Linked DNA regions of Mus musculus: regions 1 and 2 are each linked to region 3. The links are chromatin loops, found by intact Hi-C in ENCODE. Cell type or tissue: left cerebral cortex. All regions are shown on one strand. Region 1 overlaps Csmd2 (CUB and Sushi multiple domains 2). Region 2 holds the start of Csmd2 (CUB and Sushi multiple domains 2). Region 3 overlaps Csmd2 (CUB and Sushi multiple domains 2).

The links. A loop is a pair of places that touch in the nucleus more often than their neighbours do. Peaks named below come from ENCODE experiments on the same cell type or tissue, not always from the same donor. Only the 100,000 strongest peaks of a DNase experiment are listed, where the experiment ranks them.
Region 1: it touches region 3 in a loop (2.0-fold over the local background); 4 of 42 quality-filtered maps call a loop at or near these places.
Region 2: a loop joins it to region 3, with 11 times the contacts of the local background. A loop is called at or near these places in 4 of 42 quality-filtered maps.

The regions. Positions count from the first base shown.
Region 1 is chr4:128,079,636-128,087,635 of GRCm38, forward strand. The region is part of intron 2 of Csmd2 (CUB and Sushi multiple domains 2); the gene reads left to right. Among named protein-coding and RNA genes, the nearest start is that of Csmd2os, 81 kb to the right of the region's middle. In left cerebral cortex, no CTCF peak of the experiment used is centred here; DNase peaks (open chromatin) are centred at 3,933, 4,961, 5,687 and 7,924; H3K27ac peaks cover 1,507 bases.
Region 2 is chr4:127,985,999-127,993,998 of GRCm38, forward strand. It overlaps Csmd2 (CUB and Sushi multiple domains 2), which reads left to right and starts at 2,046. Exons shown (of 71, transcript NM_001281955.1): 1 at 2,046-2,273. The coding sequence starts at 2,072. It also overlaps a transcript of CK137956 not described here. In left cerebral cortex, CTCF peaks have their summits at 728, 3,785 and 6,853 (motif pointing right); DNase peaks (open chromatin) are centred at 108, 813, 1,465, 1,913 and 6 more places; H3K4me3 peaks cover 4,243 bases; H3K27ac peaks cover 3,068 bases.
Region 3 is chr4:128,235,287-128,243,286 of GRCm38, forward strand. The region is part of intron 5 of Csmd2 (CUB and Sushi multiple domains 2); the gene reads left to right. Among named protein-coding and RNA genes, the nearest start is that of Hmgb4, 22 kb to the right of the region's middle. In left cerebral cortex, a CTCF peak has its summit at 4,069; DNase peaks (open chromatin) are centred at 1,610, 2,458, 3,985, 5,592 and 2 more places; H3K27ac peaks cover 188 bases.

The DNA.
Region 1 (8,000 bases), 160 kb before region 3:
TTCTCAGAAAGCTAGAAAGCCATCAAGACCTTTGGTAGGAGGGGGAAGGAATCCATAAAGAGATCTCCCAGACTACGGCAGGCTTGAAAATCTACTACCCAGTTTGCTCCTCTCTTCAGAGCCAACTACTGACGATAGCTACTCCTTGTATAGCTGCTGCAGCTTCTCAGTCATAGTAATTTATTTATTTTTTCATTTCAGCAACCCAAGGCATATTGCAGTCATCCCACTTTGCAGATGAGAAAGCTGAAGTTAAGAATGGCCAGTAAACTCAGAGCTACAAAGGAGTCTGTTCTCAGTCCCCCTCCCCCTGCCTTGATTCACAGCCCCTTAGTCACAGGGTGACTCGTCTTGTGGTGGATAAGATAAAGGTCCAAGACCTAAACAAGTACTTATGTGCCCTAAGGAATTTGGGGAGGAGTGTGGATGAAAGAAAATCACTTACAGATAGCCATCCTCTCCTGAAACCCCATAGACCCGCCATGTTGAAATTGACTTGAACTTAGCCTAAAAGGAATGCAAGGTAGACCAGTTGTCTTTATCTATCACCTCTTCCAACACTGTAAACTGAGTGAAGGCCTTGACAGGGCATGGTGAATTATCCATAGAACCCCAAAGGAGTGGGCTCCTTCTATTTTGGAGTATGTAGAATCATAAAGATTTTCTTTAATTAGATAGTGCCGGATAGATTTAATTAAAGCTTCAAACCTGCAATTTTCTTTGTTTGATTGATCAGTTGGTGCTGATTGCCTGGAGCAATTATGCAGGAGGAGGGGGCTTTCAAATTCTGATGGCGAGAAGAGGCAGATGGAGTCGCCTCTTGGGTACTCAGTTGTCAGAGTGGTCCCGGAAAGGTTTGAATCACACAACTGTCTGCTTGCTAGGCAAATATAAACTAGAGTGCCTGAATTATACTTCTGTTTAAATGGTGGTCTTGGCTTATGTGCCTCAGTAGAAACTTCTCAAATATAACCATGCCCCTCCTGTCCTCAAGCTATGCCGTATCTTGGTTGTTGTTGTTTTTTGGTTTTTTTGTTTTTGTTTTTTGTTTTTGTCTTTCTTTCATGAAATAATTTAAGCACATTGTTGAGAAGGTTATACAGTGGTCTTTTAATTTGTCTAAATCTTAGTAGAGGTTCAGGAGAGACAGATCACTTCCCACAACCTCTGTGATCGTGATGGGTACTGAGGAATACCTTTGAATACAGAAGTCTTGGGTGTGAATCTTGCCTCTGCTGGTTCCTGGCTCTCAGATCCTGGGCAAGTACCCTTGGACGCCTCTCCCTTATCTGCAAAGAAGTGTGTTGAGCCGATGTGTGCAGATGAAGCACCCTTGTCTCATGTGTCCTGGGATCTCAATGAATGTCCTGCTCTCTGATGCCTTACTAAGTAAGACACTGGCACCCTCAATTCTTTATGAGCTTATGAGGCCACTGCCACCTTGCTCATTATTACACATGTAGCTGCCGACACCTCAGTTTGATACATACTGGTCTAACAGATGAATGCATGGCAGGCACAAATAGGGCCCCAAAGCAGGTGACACCAGTACAGAATGGAAGAGACAGCTCTGAAGAATTGCCACACTCATGAAGCTTGAGGTTGTAGACTGTCGTGGCCTGCTTTTGCTCTCCAGATCTAGTCAAGCTGTCTCAGAGTTAAGTTTCCTCCTCAGTTCCACACTGGTGCAGGAAGCCAAAGACAACCATCATGACATTATAGCCTAGAAAAATGTTTAAGTTTAAAACCACAAAGCGGAGGCCTACAAGATGCCTCAGAGGGTAAGGGAGCGTGCCGTCAAGTTCGTGATGACCTGAGTTCAATCCGTGGGACCCACATGGTGGAAGAAAAGAACTGACTTCCTGTCCTCTGACCTCCACAGGCTCATGTGTCAAGCTCACAACACCTCAACCCTAATTAAGTACATGTAATTTAAAAATCACATAACAGGTCTCAAAGATCTGTGCATGAGATTATTGGCTGTGTAAGAACATGGGCCTGGTCAACAGACACAGAGGAGGCAAAGGCACGAACATGGTAACCATACACTCATGGGGAGGATTGGTTATCTTTGAGGTTTTTTTCTTCTTTTTATTTAAAAAGGGTTTTTGTGACATGGTTGCATTATTTTTATAATAAGAATGCATTTTCAGTCAACTCAAAGTTAAATATGGACAAAAAAGAAAGAAAGAAGATGCTTCAATATATTCTCTCCGCCCACGATCACAGAGGGCAATGATAAGCTCAGGTGGGCCCAAAGGAGAATGGCCAGGACAAAGAGAAGGTTAGAGGGTAGGGGAAGATCAGTGCTTAACTGGAGAAAAAGAGATGCTTAGAGGGTGTGAGGCTTGTTGTCACAGCTAGGAAAGGACCTAGGCTGCAGCCAATGGTGGCACTGAGGCTGGGATGTGAACATTCCAGGAGAGCAAGCCGCAGTCCAGCTCTGACCTTGACTTCTATCTGGAACGGGGTTCCCTGGTTCTGGAATTGCCGGTGTGAACAGTTGACGCTCCCAGGACTGTCCCTCTGTGAGCAGTGTTGGGCTCTCTGTATGTGCATGCTAGGGACCAGAACTCAGCACTTAGCCAACTGAGCCATCTCCCTGCCCCAATTTGATATTTTAAATGAGCTTTATTCTGAACTTTAAACAACAAGGAAGCGATTATTTTATAAGGGTTTGCATTTCCATGGCTGACAGCTCTCTTAGGGTTTCCATTGCTGTGAAGAGACTTCATGACCAAGAACTCTTATAAAGGCAACAATTAATTGGGGCTGACTTAATGTGGTGGTTTGAATACTCTTGGATCATTGGAACTGAGATGATGAGGAGGTGTGACCTTGTCGGAGGAAGTGTATCACTGTGTAGGCCAGCTTTGAGGGTCTAGGCTCAGGTTCCACCCTGTGCGGAGGAGACCCTTCTCCTAGCTGCCTGGGCCCACTTTTCAATGAATCATAGGAGAACACGATGGGCCTGCCAATACCATTGATTCCCCTCTGCTTCCCAACAGAGTGGCTTCATTCTTGTTCACAGGAATGTGAGATGATTTTGAATCCTCACATTTTGCTGAATACCACTAGCTGCTACTCTCTCCTTCAGACTCTGAGACCCTTTTAACTCAGCCTGACTGTCACAAGGTCCCATCCTTGCTAGATAGTAGCCAGGTCTCAGTATCCTGGACCTGGGATCCAGATGCCAAGAAGCCCCAGAAGTCTGCTGTACCCAAATCCTACCCTGTGCCCTGGCATCCTAGACTAAGGCCCAAAGCTCTCTAAGCTCCAACTGGAAGTTTTGAATTGAACCCTTTGTTTTTTACACTGATCCCACAAGGTGGACACCATCCCCCCATTTCACAGATAGGAATGAGGTTTGGAGAGATTAAGGCGCACTGCAAGGCCCAGGCTCAACCCAGAATCAGGCTCTCGACACAGTACAGCAGCCCCAGGAGACCTGGATGGTGTCCTTGATCCTTGGGTAAACCCAGGCTCCAGAGGACCAAGGCCAGTGTTGTGAGATTTTTAAAAAAATATTTATGCTTCCTTTTAATTATGTATATGGTCAAGCACGTGTGAGTGCAGGCACCCATACCTTAGAGGTTTGGACCTGAGTCCCATCTGACTGGACCTGATGTTTGTCACTGTGGCTCCTGGGAAGATCCAACAGTTGTCTAGCCTCACTTTGAGGGCAGGAAGGAGGACAGGGCTGTGGGGTGGGTTGGTGACAAATACAGAATTGGGTATAGGAAGAAAGAGGGAAGCTTGTTCCAGAAGACTCTAGGAATAGAGACTGCGATAGGTTGAGGGAACCCCATCTTGCAGGTAAGGGCTGATGGGTGTATGGGGCAGGGATAGCCTGCCTTGCTGGCATGCTTCTCTCAGGACTTAGTCATGGGTTTCAGAGAACAGAGCCTCAAAGACAAGAAGCTTGCCAGGCCCAGACAGACAGTGGAGGCTGTCCTTGGCTGTTTTCCTGGCCTACTCTCCAGTGCAGTTCTCTTGCTCGTCAACCAACCTGCCCTGGTGCCTTCTCTCTGTCCTCTCATCGCTTTCCTTGTTTCTGTGTTCCCTGGTCTGATGTGTTAGTGGCTTCGATGTGTCCCTGAAGCATGACCACAGTGGGACTTCCTGGTTGAGTATTTTAAAGCATACACACCCCAGTGACTGTCAGAATGTCCACGCCTCTCACTTGTTACCAAAGGCCAATAGCTTACTTGCTAATCAACAGCTGAAGGCGTTGGTGTTTATTTTTAGGCTGCTTTAGTGCGTAAGGGCAGAGTCTCAGGGGTCCTGGTTGGTTTTACTGGTTTCCCTTTGAACTGTTGCCAGTGTCCTGTTCCGTTGAGGTCAAGGGCCATAAGAGAACTACATGTCATTATTGATTTCAGGCTCTTTGAGGTCAAGAAGTTGATGGTCAAAAGGCCACATCTATCTGGCTTGCCTTTCCCCTCAGTGGCACACATTGTCCACATTGTGGTGTGGTCCTGTTTTAGCTCCTACTCTATGATCCAATACACTGATCCTGGATATGGATAGGGGATGGTTGAAGGAAGTCCTCTTACCCAGCTAAACTAACTCCTTCCTCTAGAAAATGAGTGCCATGGTTTCAAGGTCTTAGACTACACATGGAAAGCACCAGTATCAGGCTACAGGACTCACGGGGGAACCTGGGACTAAGGCATGCATCTGTGTATCAGTGGAGATACATTGTGGCTAGGACCAGCTCTGTTGCCCAATGATGCTGTTTGGTCCCCAGGGGTAACCAGAGCAACAACTACTACATGCCATTTGCTGTCCCAGAATTCAGAGTGGTGCTCAGGGCTTGACTGTATGAGTTCAATCCCAGGCCTTCTATTTACAGCTCCCTTCATCTTCCACAGCCTCAGCTGTGAAATGGAAATTTAGTCCGTGGAGTATGAATTATATTTTCCATACTGGGACAGCAGTGAGTGATGACAACCCTTAGTTCCAGAAGAAGCTACAAGCCTGAATGTCCGAATGATCCAAGGATGGCCAGTGGCCAGAGCTACTGGCATCTTAGAGCTAGAGAGATGAGACCCATCTTGGCACATGGCTCAGTAGCGTGTCTCCACTGTGACATGGCCAAATTCTGAGTCCATGGATAATCTTTGTTCTGGGAGCTGACCTCTGCATCCTTGGCCTGCTGGTAGCACCTCTGCCTCTACTGTAAAAACTAAGATGTGTCCAGACAGTGGCCAATATCTCCCAGGGGTGGGTAGGAATGTTTGCGAGACTGAAGAGGTGGGACATACACTCCTAACCTCACCCAGCCTGGATCTCTTCCATGCCACAGGCTGCACATGATGCTTTACGATTAGCTGTCCTCAGCGAAGGCCCAGCATGCAGGTGTCTCTCCGTTTCATGACAGAAGCAGGGGTATGGGAGGGCTGGGACCCCAAAGGCAAGGCCAGGCTGAGAGGGGAGCAGACAGGGTTTGTCTCCCAGCCATTGAAAGCCTTTTTATCTTTTCCATTAAAAAGATTCACGGCCCTTCTGTTACTCCATTTCCGCAAAGAATCAATTGAAAAGATCAAAAATACGGCATCTGGAGAGGTTAAAATTAGATTCTTACCAAATACAAAGTGGGAAAGAGAAGGAAGAAAATAGAAACAGGGGGCCCCACGACCTGCACAAATCTCCCATTTGCTGCCAGGGAGCTGAGCTGTGAGGCTCAGAATAGGAGTTCCCGGATGGCCAGCGGGGAGTAGAGCACAGCCGGCCTCCTCCAGGATGTGGCCCCCGCTTCCTCAGCTTCTGGCTTCCTCCTTCCCTTCATTGGATACCTATTTGCATTATATAAACATTCTAGCTTAGAGAAACTTGGAAAATGCAGACCAACCTAAGGAATTTTTTTTTGAAAACTTAGGCCTTACTCCCGGTGTAGAGTGACCACGGCCAATTAGCCCGGCCTCTGATCATGTGTGCCCAGAGAGAATTATCTAGAAACCTCCCAGGACACTTAGACCTGGGTTTTATTCTATTGGCTCACACAAACCACCCTTTCCCCCTTGGAGCTTCCTTCTAGACCCTCCTTCAAGAGTGATTGGACCCTCATGGCTCCTCCTCTGTCCCCGCCTCTCCTGTGCCAGTCTTTCCAGCTGAGCACCATGGAACTTCCTTCCAAGAGGCTTGCTCCATTCCAGGTCTTGCATCCTTTCTCCTCTAGATATCACCTTTGGTGAAAACCCAGGGTACAATTCAAGCCCCAGTTGTGGCGTGGCCACCCCAAAGAGGGTCCTTGACGATGACCTGATGGTCAGGATCTGGTCAGGAGACCCACATGGGCAGTGGTGGGATCACAGGTAAGACAGCCAGGATACGGTGGAGAGAAATGACCCTGGAGGATTTAGCGGTGTTGAGGAGCAGAGGAAAATCAGGAGGATTCTGCGTGTGTTGTGATTAATATAGAGTGGGTTTTTTATTGGCAGGCCTCATTCATTCATGTATTCATTCTCCAAAGGGTGTGTGTGGCCACTCTACACCAAGAGGAAACAGGAAACAAAACACAACACACAAATCCCTGGCTCTTCACAGCTGCCCTTCTAAGAAGAGGCAAATAGGCAAAGTAAAAGATTGAGAGGTGGGGCAGGCAGCCTGGTGAACATCCCCAGATTCTGTAGAACCCCTAAATGGACCAAATCTCTGCTTCTATGGACCCCTTTATACACTTCCATTTGACCACAGCCAGCTTCGAACACTGATGGCTTCCCTAACTTAGTAGTGGGCACTTCATTAGTATGATAGAAGTATAAAGGATTTTTTTTTTTTTTTTGGAGACAGGGTCTTATATAATTCTAGCTAGTCTTGAACTAGCTATGTAGTTAAAGGTGACCTCAAGTTTCAGGTCCTCCTGCTAGTTACACACGAGCTGCTAGCATTACAGGCACACACCACTAGTTCTGGGAGTGGAGTCTAGGACTTCCCAGATGCCGGACAAACACTCTACCAACTGAGCTACATCCCATTCTGATGGTTTCCTTTCCCCTTACATCTTTTCTTCTGTCTTGGGGGACGATATGCTGGGATCAAACCCACGGCTTCACATGAACAGGGCAGTAGTGTTGAGTTCCATCACTAGCCCATGAAAATTCAATATTTTGTCATCGCCCTCATAGTGGCCACCACTAACCCCGTCATCAGCACCATCATGGCTGTCCCCATCACCATCACTGTCACCACCATCACCACTACTGCATCCATTCCTTGCCCTGTGCCTTAACCTTCTGCTAAATTACCTTCCCGTATGGATAAGTGAAACCGCAGGGTTGTTTGTTTGTTTGTTTGTTTGTTTGAGACAGTGTTTCTCTGTATAGCCTTGGCTGTCCTAAAACTCACTCTGTAGACCAGGCTGGCCTCGAACTCAGAAATCTGCCTGCCTCTGCCTCCCAAGTACTGGAATTAAAGACGTGCGCCACTGTCTGGCTTTTATTATGGAGATAGGTGCTGTTGTGGTTCCTATCATACAGAGGAACAAACAAAGCCCAGAGAAGTCAAGTGAGCCAAGCAGGGTTACACAGTGTGAAGGGCAGGGGCAGAGGCCTGTCTGATTGCAGAGTGTGAGCACTTAGCTGCAGCTGGCTCCTACATAGTGCATGAGAGAAGCGAGTGGCCTTCTGCTCAGAGCTCAAAAGCTCTGCTTTGCTGATGTCTGTCTTAGAGCTATTCTCAGCTACCCCTGTGTCCTTGTCTGCCCCTGACCAGGTGACAGTGATTGGCTTTCCTGTCACAGACACCCCATGCCACCCCTGGTTCTCTCTCCGCTTTTAGGCCTGGAAAAGTCAGGCCTGCCGGGCATTATGGATCAGAGTTAGAAACTTGAACCACTCTGACCAATGTCATTGCGTGCCTAGAGCGTGGCTCACCTTCCTGCCCTGCCTCCACCCCAGCTTTGCCTGCCAGAGCTCAGATGTGTGGTGCTATAAAAAGCCAGATAGTAATATGCAAATCACTCTGATTATTTATGGCCGAGTTAGTAAATACGCTGG
Region 2 (8,000 bases), 250 kb before region 3:
CTGGGCCTGGACAATGAGAAACGAACAGCCCCCTCCTCGCTACCCTAGGCATATAAAGCAGGCCTTTCACTGAGGTTTTCTGGCCGCTTCAGTTGGTTCTTGGCACTCAGAGAGACTGAGTCGGGATGGGCCAGTGTGATGGGGGTGGGGAATGGGACCCGCGATTCACAGGATTCTCCATACCCACTCCGGGGGCCACCAGGCGCCTTCCCCAGCTGTGGGATGAGCTCATGCAGGGAAACCGGAACCGCCAGGGTTGGGGTTGGGGCAGAAAGAGAAAGACTCGTACCAAGCGCTCTGAGAAAGTGTGGCTCTGTGGAGCAAGTTTTTGGTGGGAATAAGAAGTAGCGTCCACTCCTCCTCCATATCCCCCTCCACTCCAATCCCAGACAGAACCCCGAAGCCCTATTGTACGCCTTTCCTGAGAAATTCACAGGCTCGCCGCCGACAGCTGGTCAACTTGGGTTGCAGAAACCCCCTAACCCAAGTTGCCAACCCTGAAGTCCCTCTCTTAACCCTTCCCAGGAAATGTCCCGGCCTCGCCGCCCGCCATCAGGGTTCCCGGGCTCCTGAGCCTCCAGGATGACAGAACGCCAGCTTGGCCAAATCACTTGATTGCCAGACTGCCTAAACGCAAGATCTGCCTCTCTGGGTGACTCTGGCAGAGGGGGGTGGGGTGGGATGTACATCGGCAGGTGCTTTTACGCTGCGCTCGCCAGGCGGAGCCTTCTCCCCCTGCCATGTTGCTCGCGGTCCTCTCCGGCCTCCCTCATCTCCCTAGGCGTCTCTTCGCCCTAGGCAAGAGTTTGGCGTAGGCAACGAAGGGGCCCTCGTGACTGGCAGAGCAGCCTAGGGTAGACCAGCCTGAGACCGCTGCTGAGGCGGAGGGGGGTTGGTGTGTGTGTGTGTGTGTGTGGGGGGGAACTACGCTGCGCCCTTGTGGGTCTGAAGGCAGCCGCTACCAGCCTGTAGAAGATAAGGGTTCACTTCCTTGGGAGAAACTCATCTGGTTTGGGGCCCTGGTTGGGTGGGTATGGGGGACAAGCAGAGTCCAGTCACTTAAATTAGAGGGTAAATTGTTCAAGGGACTCGTACACAACACTTCCATCAATCCCATACCCGCTCCCGCCCCCAATCTCAGTATACATCCCTGCGGTTTTGTCTTAGACTAGGGGTAGGACTGCCCTGGACTGAATGAAGGGACCATTCACCACCCCCACCCCTCCTGTTTCACTCACCCTTCAATTCTTAACCCTGTCTTCTTCTGTGTCCACGAACCCATCTCCTGGGGTGGGCTACAGCTAGCTGAGCTCCAGAGTGTCCTCCCCAGACCCAAGACTACAAGTTCAAAGCCAGTACCCAAGATTTTCTCGCAAGACCCACGACTCCGGGGAACTGCAATCTTCTTTGGTTACCTCTCCCCAGACAGTATTCCCATTTCCAAACGTGGAGGAGGCGTGTGTGTGTGTGCCTGAGTATGCAAGAGTGTGTGTTTCTGTGCGTGAGTGCGTGTGTGTGTGTGTGTGTGTGTGTGTGTGTGTGTGTACACGGGAGGGGATGTACTGATGGTGATCTTTTACATGAAAACCGGAGGACTGAACTTAAAAGAAACTGGTCAATTGTAGAACAAATAGGAATAAACAACCCTTTAGATGTAATTTGTGGTTTATTAGGGGGTGCAGGTGGCGCTGAAGAACACCCCCCCATCCAGTTTTTTTTTTTTCCTTAACTGCGCCTCCACCCCCAGCATTTGGAGCGGCGGAGAAGCGGCTCCGGAGTGATTAATCCGGGGATAATTCACCCCCCCCCCGCCCCCCGGCGCGAACCCCGCGAAGCGGGATTGGAGCGAGTCATTTCCGAGAGCGCAGCGCGCCTCTCCCCGGCCGGGCGGACACTTGGTTCATTCCAGCCGCAGAAGCTCAGGGCTCCCGCGTACCGGGATTTTTTTCCCCCCCTCCCGGAGCAGGAAGAAAAAAAAAAAAAAAAAAAAAAAAAAAAGCTACAGAGCTCTCCTGACCTCCTTTCTCCTCGGCGGCGGGCGAAGCCTCTCCCTCGGGCTGCTGGCCGCGCTATGCCGCGCTCGCGGGGACCGGAGCAAGGATGTTGCGGCTGCCCGGCAGTGAGGGCTCGCGGCGAAATCGGGATTTGGGCGCTTGTGCCGGGTACCGGGAGTCGCTGGGGCCGCCCGCCGCCACCACCACCGCCGCCACCACCGCCGCCACCGCTGCTGCTGCTGCTGGGCTGGGGGCTGCTCAGTGCCTCGGCTGCCGCGGGTGAGTCTGACCGCGCCGCCCGCCCCACCCGAGCCCACCCAACCTCGACGCGGTCCCAGTCCCTTCCCCCACCTCGGCTTGGCTTCCTTCTTCCGATTACCCACCCTGCTGCTCATCCTCCTCTCTGTCTGCCCAGATCACCTACTCCATCTTCGACCACATCCTCACCTCTACCCTCATGGATGTCCCCAACCCCAGCTACAACTTAGCCGGATCCGGCCGGTATGGGGGGCCTGGGAGACAGACATCCCCCTCCATGGGTTGCGGGCCACCTGGACTGTGGCTTCAGTTTCTCCTGTCTCCCAGCCCCCCAAGATGCCAAGCTTTTCCGGGATAAACTTTCCCAGAGCCATACTCCCCCATCTCTCCCCATTCCGCCTGGCACACCCGTCCTGGGGGTTGGAGAGTCTCGGCGCGCCCCCTCCGCGTCTGGAGGGTCTGTCTTTCCCTGCCCCCGCCCATTTTCTCCGACCAAAGCCTTTGCCCCCGCCCAAACAGCCCTGAGACTGCGGTCACCACCCACCTCCTCAGACGCCCTCCGCCCGCCCCCTCGGTGCTTGGGCTGGGGGCGGGATGCAGGTGGGCGCGCGCCCAGGTCGGGGGTCCGTGCAATCTTTCTTGAAGGGCTCATGTGAAGATCTGAAGGGGGGTTGAACCACTGGAGGTGGAGGAGGAGGTCGTGCCGGGTGGGGAGGGAGGAGGGGGAATGTCACTGCCAGGGTCCGTGCCGACACATCCCCTCTACTGGCTCCTACTCCGCGCCAAAGTGCCCTTTCCCGCGCCCTGCTGCAGCCAAACGCCTGGGCTGCGGCATCCGTGGCTCGGGTGGCAGACTCGATCTCCTTAAGCCAGCCCGGACAGACCTGAAGGGTGTGGAGAGTCGCGGGACTTTAGGATGGATGTGTGGTTGCAGCTTACAGTTCCTGGGAGAGAGGCATGTGGACCCTTTAGTGAGCCCAGTTGCTCTAAAGGTTGTTGGTTTCAACTGGTCTTCTACTTTACCCACGGCACCTTCAGATGCTTAGCCACAACCTAGAAAGTTCCGTGTGCCCGTGGGGGGACCGGTCCAAACGGGGATGCCTGGAGCTGCGTTTTCACTTTACTGGATGCTGACACCCGCTGGGGAAGAACACCCGAAGCACCTGATGCCTGGGCCTGGAGCCGGGACACCCCGCCCCACAGTAGTGGTTTTGTTGTTGTTGCTTGTTTGCTTGGTGTTTTAAAACCACAGGTTGAGCCTCTCAAGCCTTGTCCTGGGCCATCCCCAAGCCCTGGCGCTTCTTGGAAAGTGTGCCCCCTCCCGTGGTTGGCCAGTGTGTGGTAAAAACTCTCATGCCCTCTCTGGCTTTCAGCATCTTGTGAAATGTCCCATCAGACGTTGTCATTCACCATATAACCATTCAGTGTTGGGGTTTCCTGTCAGGGAGGGCTCCCCAAGACAGTCTTGTCTGTTTATCCCTACTTGACCGGACTTTCTCAGGTAATCCTAAGAAGTCATAGCCACTGACACCCAGAGAGGGGCGCCCGCGGTGCGCGTGCCTCTCTCAGCTTAGGCCTCTCCGCACACCCACACCCACCGGGAGGCCGCTCACACCAAATGCTTCTGGTCACCAAGACTTATCACATGAGCTGTGGGGTCCGTTGTTACTTGCTGTGGGGCCCATTGGATGTTTGTCCAGGCAAAGGCCCCCTTTGCCTTGGCCAATTGGAACTTGTTTGGGATTGCTAGATTTGTTTTCCTTGCTAGGTTTGCCCCTGCCCCTTTGAGTATGCCATGCCCCTGGGGAGAGAAAAAGGCCAACTCACCCGGGCCTGCACAGTATTCTGCAGTGCTGGAAGGCTGCCTTTTTGAGATCCATTTGTCGTTGTCTCTTGGGTAGGTACCTAAGTTGGAGTGTATGTGTGTCTAAAGGAGGGGCAGTTGCTCTCTGGTGGGCCCAGACCTGGCTCCCAGAGCGCTCACTTCTTTTGGAAGCTTTCCTGTGCATTTCCACCAACTATCCGGCCTTGTAGGCAGCAGACATTTGGAAATGGAGTTAGTGAAGGGAGGTGGGCAGGAAGTGGTGTGAGAGGTATGGGAGAGGCATTCTTTTTGTGATCTCTGCATACTGTTGACCATGAAATGTGCTTTGGGGCATTTAGTACTTCCCTGGGCTGGAGAGATGGACTGTGAGGATTTGTGTGTATGTACGTGTGTGTGTGTGAGTGTGTGTGTGTGTGTGTGTGTGTGTGTGTGTGTTTTCCTTGTCCATGCCTGTTTCCTTCCTCTCCATCCTTCCTGGCCTGCCTCCCATCACACTCCTTCCTCCACCGCTGTAGGACCCCAGCCTCCCTAGAGACCTCTCTTCAATTACCTGCCCCCCCACCCCCACTTTCCCTCAGTCATCCTCTCTCCTTGAAACCTGCTTCCCCTCGGCCTGCAAACACCTGTATCTTTCACATAAAACACACCAAGAAGATGTCTTGCTTGGCCTTCCTGAGCCCATTCAACCACTGTCTGCCCAAACTCTCTTCAAAGGCGGGTATTTCATCCATTTTCCCTGCTCCTAGCCATTCCCTGTAGCTTGGCATTGAAACGTACCTATCACCCGATCACCTCACTGCTGACCCCCCTGTACTTCCCCTGCCTGTGCCTATGGTCCCGGCCCTTTGAACCACTCCATTGCAGTCCGTTAGGATTCCGGGTTTCACCACCTCTCCCTCTCTAATACGAACACTCAGCTTCCTCCTTGAAGTATGGTGCCCAGGAACAATCAATCAGCCGGTCCTCACTCTCCTGGTGAGCTCAGCCTGCTTAGTCCTCTAATACTGTTCACATGCTTCCAGACAGGTCTGTCCTGCCAAATGTGGTGTCTGCTGCCTTCCTAGTGTGTAGATAAGCTCAGTCTACGCAGCCTGCGCAGGCACCTGCCCTCAAGGCACCTTCTCAAGGCCGGAGCACTCATGTCTTTCCTCCAGAGATGCCCAGGTACCCAGCCTTAGGTGGGCCCTCCTTTCCTTCCATGTTGTTGGCCACTGAGACCTGAAATTAGACACCCTCCTTTCTTCTCCAGAACTGCTGCTTTTCTTTGGAATGAGAGCCTAGGAAGAGAAAGAGAGAGAGAGAGAGAGAGAGAGAGAGAGAGAGAGAGAGAGAGAGAGAGAGAGAGAGAGAGAAGGCTGGGATGTCTTCTCGCTTTTTAAAAATTAGGTATTTTCTTCATTTACATTTCCAGTGCTATCCCAAAAGTCCCCCATAACTCCCCCCCCCCACTCCCCTACTCACCCACTCCTACTTCTTGGCCCTGGTGTTCCCCTGTACTGAGGCATATAAAGTTTGCACGACCAATGGGCCTCTCTTTCCACTGATGGCCGACTAGGCCATCTTCTGATACATATGCAGCTAGAGACACGAGCTCCGGGGTACTGGTTAGTTCATATTGTTGTTCCACCTATAGGGTTGCAGATCCCTTTAGCTCCTTGGGTACTTTCTCTAGCTCCTCCATTGGGCGCCCTGTGATACATCCAATAGCTGACTGTGAACATCCACTTCTGTGTTTGCTAGGCCCCGGCATAGTCTCACAAGAGACAGCTATATCAGGGTCCTTTCACCAAAATCTTGCTAGTGTATGCAATGGTGTCAGCGTTTTGAGGCTGATTATGGGATGGATCTCCGGATATGGCAGTCTCTAGATGGTCCATCCTTTCGTCTCAGCTTCAAACTTTGTCTCTGTAACTCCCCTCGTTCTTTAGAAGTGCTTTCAACTAGGACAGATATTAAACTCTATATTAAGGAGTTCTGATTTTTTTTCTCCCATCTCCTCACCTTTATGGTTTAAAAACTAAATTTTAGCCAACGTCTTTTGCATTGCTTGTCACTTAAGGGCTAACTTTTAGTCTGTCTCTTGCATCAGAAGGACCCACTGTTCTGTCATGGTACCCAGTTAATGTAAAAGTGTTGGTCTCAACTACAAAACTGAGCACCAAGGAACAGTGCTTTAATTCTCTTAGTAGCCCCAGCACCCAGCTCTGCCAGGCCTGCTCAGCATAGAGCTGCTGTTTGACGGACAGCTCTTCCACCAGCAGATGGTTTTCGAAATTCTCTTCCGTGGACTGTTTTCCAGGGATTGTTGATGCAAGACCGAGTTTCAGGGATGAGGGAAGCCAGCTGTATGTAGAGGTAACACAGTGACAGACCCTGACTTCCCAGGTGTGTTTCCTTACAACTAAATGTCACAGGTTGGTGAGCTAGTGTTCTAGGTTCTAGAAGCATAGCCACAAGTCCTCAAACCCCACCCCCTGTCCCCAGCTCCCCACAGGGGAATGCCCAAGGAAAGGCGGTTAACTGCTCAGTCATCAAGGTGTGTTTGGGCTTGAAGTCTCATTTACAGTTGATGTGTCTGACTGTGTGTGTGTGTGTGTGTGTGTGTGTGTGTGTGTGTGTGTTAATAAATAGGCTGACTATAGCTTAGTAGGCAGTTCTGTAGCTAGGGTTGGTGACTGTATGACTGTTCAAGGGGAAGCTAGAATTAAAGAACTGGAAAGCTTAGTGTGCAGGGTCTTAGACACTGATGGGTTCTGTTGGTTCAGAGGAAGCCAGCAGGTGGCTTTGACAGCAGCGGCTCCTGTGCCTGGCTTACCCACTTCATCGTCACCGTCATGGTCATGAGAGCAGGCTTCAGGGAATCCAATTGCTCAGCAGAATACATGCTCCTGTTAGAGATCTGGCTGATCTTCAGAGCTCTCTGAGGCACAGGGATCCCCAAACTCCAAAGAAACAGTCATTCCCATGATAGGGATAAGATTCCAAAAGAGAAAGAAAGCTGACCAGGGCTACACTTGCCTTGGGAAGATACAGCTTAAAAGGGGAAGACGGATCTGAGCAGCAACACGGAGGACAAAGGAGGCAGGCGGGGAGGCTGCGTGCTTTTAGCATGCATCCTTCGAGCTAGGGTTTTCAGAAACTTGTCTGGGCAGCCAGGGGAGTGACAGCTTTAGCTAAGGTTCACCGAGAGCTCACTGGTAAAGTCTCCAGCTCTAATGGATTAAGTCAGTTTCTACAGCAGTGTCCCAGGCAGGATTTGGACCCAGGTCTACCTGACTCAGGATCCCTTATACATTCCTACAGATGTCATTCATCTCCGGGGACACACGCGGTATCAGCCACTTGGAATCCTCCTGCCGTGGACCCTGAGCTTCTAGTCATCATAAAAGCCATACTTCCTCCATCTTCAGTGCAGATGTCTGGGATGAGTGCAAAGTCACTTTGTTCTTAAGGCCGGCCAACAGCTATCTAGGTAGAACTCGGCTGCTGGGGCTTAGGCTTGCCCACATAGTGTGAGAGTAAAACCTTTTTCACCTTCTTCCCCAAGACCCTATGAGCTTCAGTTTCTTGCCTGAACTTTGAAGTTTCTGGGGGCGACAAAGCCCTCATTTATACTTTCTCCCACATGGCGTAGGCCCTAAAATAGTATGGGGTTTCCCAATCCAACTTCAATGGCTCATTCTTCAGGGAGAGTCCTGGGTGGCCACCCCCAGGAGCCGTAATCAGAGAAGTGCTTCTGGTACAAGCCGGGTGCATCAAGGCTACTCACATCAAGTCCAATGCTCAGAAAGCCATTGTGTCAGGTCTTGAGCCATCGTCATCCGATGCCTGGGTAGAGCAGGAGCTCGTGACTCCTGGCTCTCCTTTTTGGGGAGAGTTTTCCCACTGAAAACTCCATTGCACTTTCCACTTCGCTGTTGCTG
Region 3 (8,000 bases):
TTTATTTTATTGCCGATCTTAATCTCTGCCTCCTTTTCTATTTGTATGTTTCTTATTGATTTGTAGAAGCTCTTTATATATTTTGACAAGATAATTATCCTGTCAATAAGTAACTGGTCTTAGAGCATTGCTTAGTTCTCACTCACAGAAGATACTTTAAATGGTAGAACACACCTTCTCCCAATCTGACCACATAAAACACTGGAGTTTTGTATCAGCGAGACCTACTCTCTTAGAAACAATACTGTATGCCAGCTCATGCGTTTCCAGAGAGTCCTCCATTGCCGCTCCCCATCTCCTCATAGGAGCACCAGGACTGCATGTGTTTGCCACCATACTGAGCCCTGTGTGAGTGCTGGAGTTCTGAACTCGGGTCCCCAAATTCTGAACTTGGGTCCCCAAGCTTGCGCAACAAGCACTTTGCCTGCTACACCTCCCTCAGCATCCTGGTCTGTTTTTTGTGTCTCCATCACGGTCTTGCTGTAGTTTTATGGTGACCTCTGCTCTCCGGGGAAAAGGGACCTCCCTCTTTCTTATTGGGAAAACACTCCACTGGGGACCCATATGCACTTGTGTCTTGTTGAAATTCAGAGTAAGTTTTTCAGCTTTCCCGCCAGATAAGGGATGTGTAGAAGGCTCTAGAAAGAACTGCCATGTTTTTGATAGTGAGTCTTCCTCCCCAGAACCGTGGGGCTCCCCTCACTTTTCGGGTATTTTTCATGATCTTTTTTTGGGGGGGTAGTAGTTCGAGACAGGGTTTCTCTGTGTAGCCCTGGCTGTCCTGGAACTCACTTTGTAGACCAGGCTGGCCTCGAACTCAGAAATCTGACTGCCTCTGCCTCCTGAGTGCTGGGATTAAAGACATGCGCCACCATGCCTGGCTACTTTTCATGATCTTTAACAAAGCATTTATAGTTTTCATCATGTAGGCCTAGTAAATTGCTTGTTAGGTTTATTCCTGAGTGGTTTTGCCGGTTTTTCTTGTTCTGGTAAACAGGATAATTTTGCAATTGCATTTTCTAATTGTTTGTGGCCGGTTTTAAAAAAAAGAAAAGAAAAGAAAGAAAGCAGGGTATTGATTTTTGTGTATTTCTTTTGTAACCTGCCATCCGATTGAACTCTCATTAGCTCTAATAGATTTAAAGCTGGTTAGTTTGGTTTTTCTAGGTTAGGCAATCATATTAGCTTCAAGCAATGCCATTTTGCCTACTCCTTTTCAAAGTACATGCTCTTCTCCTCGTTTGCTTGTTTGTTTTGTGTGTGTGTATGTGTGTGTGTGTGTGCACGTGTGTGTGTGTGTGTATGTAGTGTAGGTAAGTGAGAATGTGTGCATGAGAGTGTGCGCACACCTGTGCATACCAGTATGTGTCAGTAGTGGATTTTTTTCTCAATCACTCTCTACTTAATTTTTTTTTAAGATTAAAAACATGTCTGTGAGTGTTTGCCTGCATATTTGACTGTGTACCACATGCATGCTTGGCGCCCACAGAAGCCAGAAATGGACATTAGATTCTGTGTAACTGAAGTTCCAGATGCCACGTGGGTGCCGGGGACTGAATCTATGTTCTCTGCACAAGCAGTCAGTGTCCCTAACCACTGAGCTCTTTACCCCTAGCCACATCACTTTGGGATGGGGGTCTATAGCTGAACCTGGAGCTCACTGATTGGCTAGACTGGCTGACCAATGAGCTCCAGAGATCAGGTCCTCATCCTTAAGCTGAGACATCTGCACAGCCTCTTTCTTTCTGTTTTGGTTTTGTCTGTGCTCAGTGCCTCCAAAGCAAAATGATAGAATTGGCAACTCCCCGATTTCTTCATAAGAGGGACATAAAGGCACGTTCCTCTAAGTCCAGTGCCTATTTTTTTCTCTATTACAGGCCAGTGAAAACAAGCAAGGTTTCTAGAGATGGTTTATTCTCATTTAATATGCATCGAGCAGTTCTATTTTCCATATTAATGTTTTACACACACACACACACACACACACACACACACACTGGAGCAGTTTGGTTTGGAAGGAGCTGATGAGTGCTGGAAAGGGCAGAACCCCAAGCACTGTCTGGGTGCAGGTGTGGGGACGGTCCCATCACTGCAAGGCAGTGGTGAGAGTCTGCACTGAACTCATCACAGCCATGTTTAAACCCTTGCCCTCACATATTTGAGGTTGTATCACAGTTTACTTAACCATTTCCTCTTTCCATGGGCATTCAGACTGTTTCTCATCGTTCATGTTATAAATACATCTGTGGAGAACACATTCTCTCTCTCTCTCTCTCTCTCTCTCTCTCTCTCTCTCTCTCTCTCTCTGTGTGTGTGTGTGTGTGTGTGTGTGTGTGTGTGTGTGTGTAAAGCTGGTTTCCCCCTTGAATTTATGATCATTTCTTTAGGAACCATTCCCAGAATGAGTATTTTTTAAGACTTTTGATTCTTATTGCCAAATAGCTTCCCACAAGCATTCCATCATGTTGCTGAGCTGCAGCAAATATAGGAACAAGATCTTTAAGCTGAAAGATGACTTCTACCTCAAGGGAACAGAGTGGGCTTTGGAGTCAAGGTGCTGGGTTCAAGTTCTGGTTCCTCCCGTGAAACACTGGGGTGTGCATGCGTGCATATTACTGTGCAGGTCAGAGCTCAAACATAGCTGTTATTTCTCAGGAGCCACACATCTTCATTCATGAGACAAGGGTCTCACCAGTCTGGAATTTGTCAAGTAGGATGGGGTGACGAGCCATCGATCCTCAGAGATCCTCCTGTCTCTGCCTTCTATTGGCTGGGATTTCAAGCAACACTCTATACTACACCTGTCTCTAGTTACGTGAGTTCTGGGGTTTGAAGTAGGTCTCCATGTTCACAAGGCCAATGCTTTAGTGACTGAGTTATTTCCTCTGTCCCTGGATCATATTTTCATAAGAAGCTCTTGAGCCTCTGTTTGCCTACTTGTGAGAACTGGGGTGAGCTCCTTCTGAGGCCACGCTAAAGGCTGAATGAGAGAGCCAGCAATGACACTTGGCACAGAGCAGCAAGAGGCAAATGAGAGATACAGCCCCTCTCTTTGGACTGTTTTCAGATGTTCTCATTTTCTAACTAGGTTTGGAGATGTCCCCTGAAAAACAGGCTGCATTTCAGAGTGACTTCTGTCCTCAGCCCAGGCCCATCTGCCAGGGGGAAGCCATTTCCTGTGGCTGTCTGCTTGCCCCAGCTGTACGTTTAGCATCCTGCTCTGTGGAAGAGTGTCATGGTCTGCCCACCCTGACTGTCTATGGAAAGACCACACAAAAAAGGCCAGAACTCTGTTCTGGACCTGGGTAAATAAAGACAGCAGCCATCCCTAGCTTCCTTAGCATCTCTAGCATCCTCAGCATCCTTAGCATCTTCAGCATCCCTAGCATCTTCAGCATCCTTAGCATCCCCAGCATCCTTAGCATCCTCAGCATCCCTAGCACCCTCATCATCCCTAGCATCCTCATCATCCCTAGCATCCTCAGTATCCCTAGCATCTTCAGCATCCCTAGCACTCTCAGCATCCCTGGCACCCTCAGCATCCCTAGCATCTTCAGCATCCCTAGCACCCTCAGCATCCCTAGCATCCTCAGTATCCCTGGCATCCTCATCATCCCTAGCATCTTCAGCATCCCTAGCACCCTCAGCATCCCTAGCATCCTCGGTATCCCTAGCATCTTCAGCATCCCTAGCACCCTCAGCATCCCTGGCATCTTCAGCTTCCCTGGCATCCTCAGGAAAAACCATGATGACCAAATGGGGTGGTTGTCATCTGTCCAGTTCTTGTTTGCCTAATGCCAATTCTAATGCAAAAGTATCTTGGGTTTGCTTCCCTTTCTCTGCATCCTAGCTCCTGACCATGACCTTGTGAGGATACACTATACCATGAAGTTGTCCCCTACTTGTCTGCAGAAAGGCTCTCTTGTCCTTCCTCTAATGTGATCCAGTGTGAGCCTGCCAAATGTCCACAGCTGATCAGGACTATTCCCAAGCTGAAAACTCCTCCGTGATTCTTGCCATCCCTAGTCCAATGTCTCAGCTTGCTTCCTGAGGCCCTCCAGTGGCTACCAATGCTAAATCATGCATACCACTCATGCATCCATTTATTCCAGGGGCATTCTTTTTGTTGTTGCTGTTCTTTTTTTATTGAATATTTTCTTTATTTACATTTCAAATGTTATCCCCTTTCCCATTACCCCCTCAAAACTCCCTATCCCCTCCCCCCTCTATGAGGGTGCTCCCCCATTCATCCACTCCCACCTCCCTGCCCTAGCATTCCCCTACACTGGGGCATCGAGCCTTCACAGGACCAAGGGCCTCTCCTCCCATTGATGCCAGATAAGACCATCCTCTGCTACATATCCAGCTGGAGCCATGGGTCCCTCCATGTGTACTCTTTGGTTAGTAGTTTAGTCCCTGGGAGCTCTTGGTTGATATTGTTGTTCCTTCTATGGGGTTGCAAACCCCTTCAGCTCCTTCAGTTCTTTCTCTAACTCCTCCAGTGGGGACCTCGTGCTTGGTCCAATGGTTGGCTGCGAGCATCCACTTCTGTATTTGTCAGGCTCTGGCACAGCCTCTCAAGAGTCAGCCATATCAGGCTCACCAGGAGCGTTTTATACAGATCAGTGGCCAGGCAAAGTATTGAAGTTACAATTATTAAAGCGTTTCAAGCCAACCAATCCAGAACAAGTCCTAGTAGCTAAGTATATGTTCCCTTCCTCTACCTTTACCAGGCTCCTATGAGACAGGCATCACTTCCAGTCCTCTTTCGGGGGGGGGGGGGGCGGGAACTGATCCCCAGAAAGCAAACATAGCTTGCTGGAGGCAGCTTATCTCTCTCTGTAAAGCTTCATCCTTTGTCACTGGTGTCCCTGTCAGTCCCAATTCCTTTGACATGTATCATGTCTGAAGAGAACTATTAATATACACTGGTGACACATTAGCTTTCCACAGCTGTGGGAGAAAAATGGCTGTGAAAAATGAAAGGACTTTTACTTGGGCTCACAGTTTCAGAGATCTGGTCCATGGTTGCTTGGTGACACCATTCTGTGCTGTGGCAGGGAAGAATATTATAGTGGGGAATGCGCAGAGATAAAGTGTTTACAGAACAGCAGTCAGGAAGCAGAGAAAGAGAGAGAGAGAGAGAGAGAGAGAGAGAGAGAGAGAGAGAGAGAGAGACAGAGACAGAGAGACAGAGAGACAGAGAGAAGAAGAGAAGAAGAGAAGAGGAGAGAAGGAGGGGAAGAGGGGGAGGGAAGGGAGAAGGATAAAGAGAGGGAGGGAAGGAGGGAGGGAGGGAAGGAAGGGAGAAGGATAAAGAGAGGGAGGGAAGGAGGGAGGGAGGGAGGGAAGGAAGGGAGAAGGATAAAGAGAGGGAGGGAAGGAGGGAGGGAGGGAAGGAGGGAGGGAAGGGGAAAGAGAGAGAAAATCCCCGAAGCTCCTTCAAGAACCCATCCCATTACATACTTCCTCCAAGTGAATTTTTCCTCACCCCTCAATAGAGCCAACAACTGGAGATTCAACACATGAGCCTTGGGGAAACACCCCAGATGCTGTAATAGATGGTATTTGTGCATGTATCTTGTAGGAAATCTGGGCAAAAAACCAAACCAAACCAAAACACCTTCACAGCTCCGCTTAGCTGATCACTGATGGAGGACTAGCAAAGGAGCTGGAAAATGTTCCCAAGAGCTCAGCGCTGCCCTCGGAATTCCCGTCCTGTAGCCTGGCTCTGCTCCTTCCCCGAGAGGGGCTTTGCTTTGCTCTGTGGCCTCTCAGAGCCCATCCAAGGTCTGCGGTGAGCACTTGATAGCTGCACTAAATTAAATGAGACTGCATTCAACTAAATTGAATTGAGAATCAGGCATTTTTTGAGCAGTGACTGGGCCTTAAGTCCATTGTTGTCCTAATAACCTTGTGGTAGATAATGTTGCCTTCCCGTAAGCCAGGCCAGGCACTCCTGATTCAGAGGGCTTTCTGTTCAGGCTCAGTAGCTTTCCCCGGCATAGACCACAGGAAATAGATGTGTTCTCTGATGGCGTTTGCTGATAGGTCTCGGAGGTCAAACATCTGAACGCCTTTCATTGTTGCATGGCCTCGCTCTAATTACTTAACCTTTCCAAGGCTTCTGGTTTCTCATCGGTCTGTGTCCTGTGGGGATATCGGGGTAATTAAAAACCGGGGAACTGAATATAATGCTCTCACTACGCACTGTGCATAGTCAGAATGCACAAGTTTGGACGGCAGTTCTAAGCATCCTTTCCCTCTCTGCTGACCATGGCGAGCTGCGGGCAGTGGGTGGGAGACTTTGCAGGGACAGCAAGGCAGAGGCAGAAGTCTAACATCATGCTCTTCTCGGAGGCTGGTGAGATGAGGGCCTGTGGAGGGAGGTGGAGTTCCCACGCTCTATGCCTGGGGAAATACCAGAAGGCTGTAGAAACCCGAGGGGTGGGGGTGAGCTGGGAGAAGTAGAGCGAGGCCAGATGAGTAGTGTTTAATTCGGACAGCAACAGGGAGTCAACAAAGGCTTTATCCTGGAGGAGTATCCTGATCAGCTTTGAAAGATCCCCCTTGCTGCTTTGAGAGAATAGGATGGTGGGGGGGGAGGGGGGAGAGGAAGGAGGGGTGTGGGAAGGGACACAGACAATGATAACCAGAGTTGCTATTGTTTCCAGAGTTTGGATGAGACTGGGGCAGGGTGGTGGTGGTGGTGATGTCTGATCAAGGTAGTATAGGGGGAGATTGAGAGGGGGAGTGCCAAGATGAACCTTTGTTAGCTGGCATTCAGTAAATCAGAGGGATAAAGCAGGGGAGGACATGAAGACTCTGGCTGCCAGCTTTTGGCTTGAGTGGCTGGTGAGCAGAATGACAAGAAGGACTGGGCATACTGAGCTGTCAAAGACCCTTGTGGGCCACCCCAGGGTGTAGGAGCTGAGATTTAGTGTAAGTAATTGAACCAATGGTGAGCTGCAGGAACCCCTCCCCAACTCCGCTTGAAGACCCTTCCCACAATTCAAACAGTTTTCTAGATAATGAAAAGGAGCCGGGAGCTCAGAAGGCAGCACAGTGGGCAGACTTATCACAATGCAAGTGTGTGGAGCATGGTGATGCATGCTTGCAAATGCAGTGCTGGGAAATAGACAGGCAGATCCCTGGGGCTCCCTGGACAGCCATCCTAGCCTACCTGGTGAGCCCCAGGTCAGTGAGAGACCTGTCTCAAATGTGTGTGTGTGTGTGTGTGTGTGTGTGTGTGTGTGTGTGTGTGTGTGTGTGTGTAGAGGTGTCTAACAAATGACAGCACTAGAGGATATCCCTGGCTTTCCACATGTACATACATATCTGTAGGCATATACACACATGCACACAGGCACACAGGAATTCGTGCACTCATGCACGCACACACACACAAAGCAGAGATAACTAATGTTGGAAGGCATATGTCTCTATTCAACCCTGTGACATTTAAGATAAGAACTCGATGTGGTTTGGACTCCCTGAGTTGGGTCCCATGCTGACCTTCGAACCATGTGACTGTTTTGTCTCTGTGAGATCAGCTATAGCTCCTGGTGAGGGGCTCAGGAGGGCACAGTGGGTTCTGGGCTTTTCTCCTTCCTTGAGTCAAAGGAACAGATGGCACCTCCAGTTTCTTGATGCTTGAGGCTCGTGTCCACTGGCAACCTCTTCAGCAAGCCCAGGGCAGTGTGGAGAAAGTGGGTGCGTCTTACCTATGCCCTTTCTACTGATGCCAGCCCAGTGCCCGAGAGGAATCCCAGTCAGGAGAGAAGTGAGCATGTGTCACTTCTCTGTGGTCTGAGCAGTCTTTGTTGAAGACAGGAGTTTTAAGAGAAGGATGGAATCACAGGTATGGTCCACCCACAGCTGATTCTTTAAAGCTGCCTCAATAGACCATCCATCTTCCCAAGTCAACTGCCACCATCCACACTCAATTACCTCAGGCCACCTAGCAAACAAACAAACAAACAATAAACCTACCTTTGCCC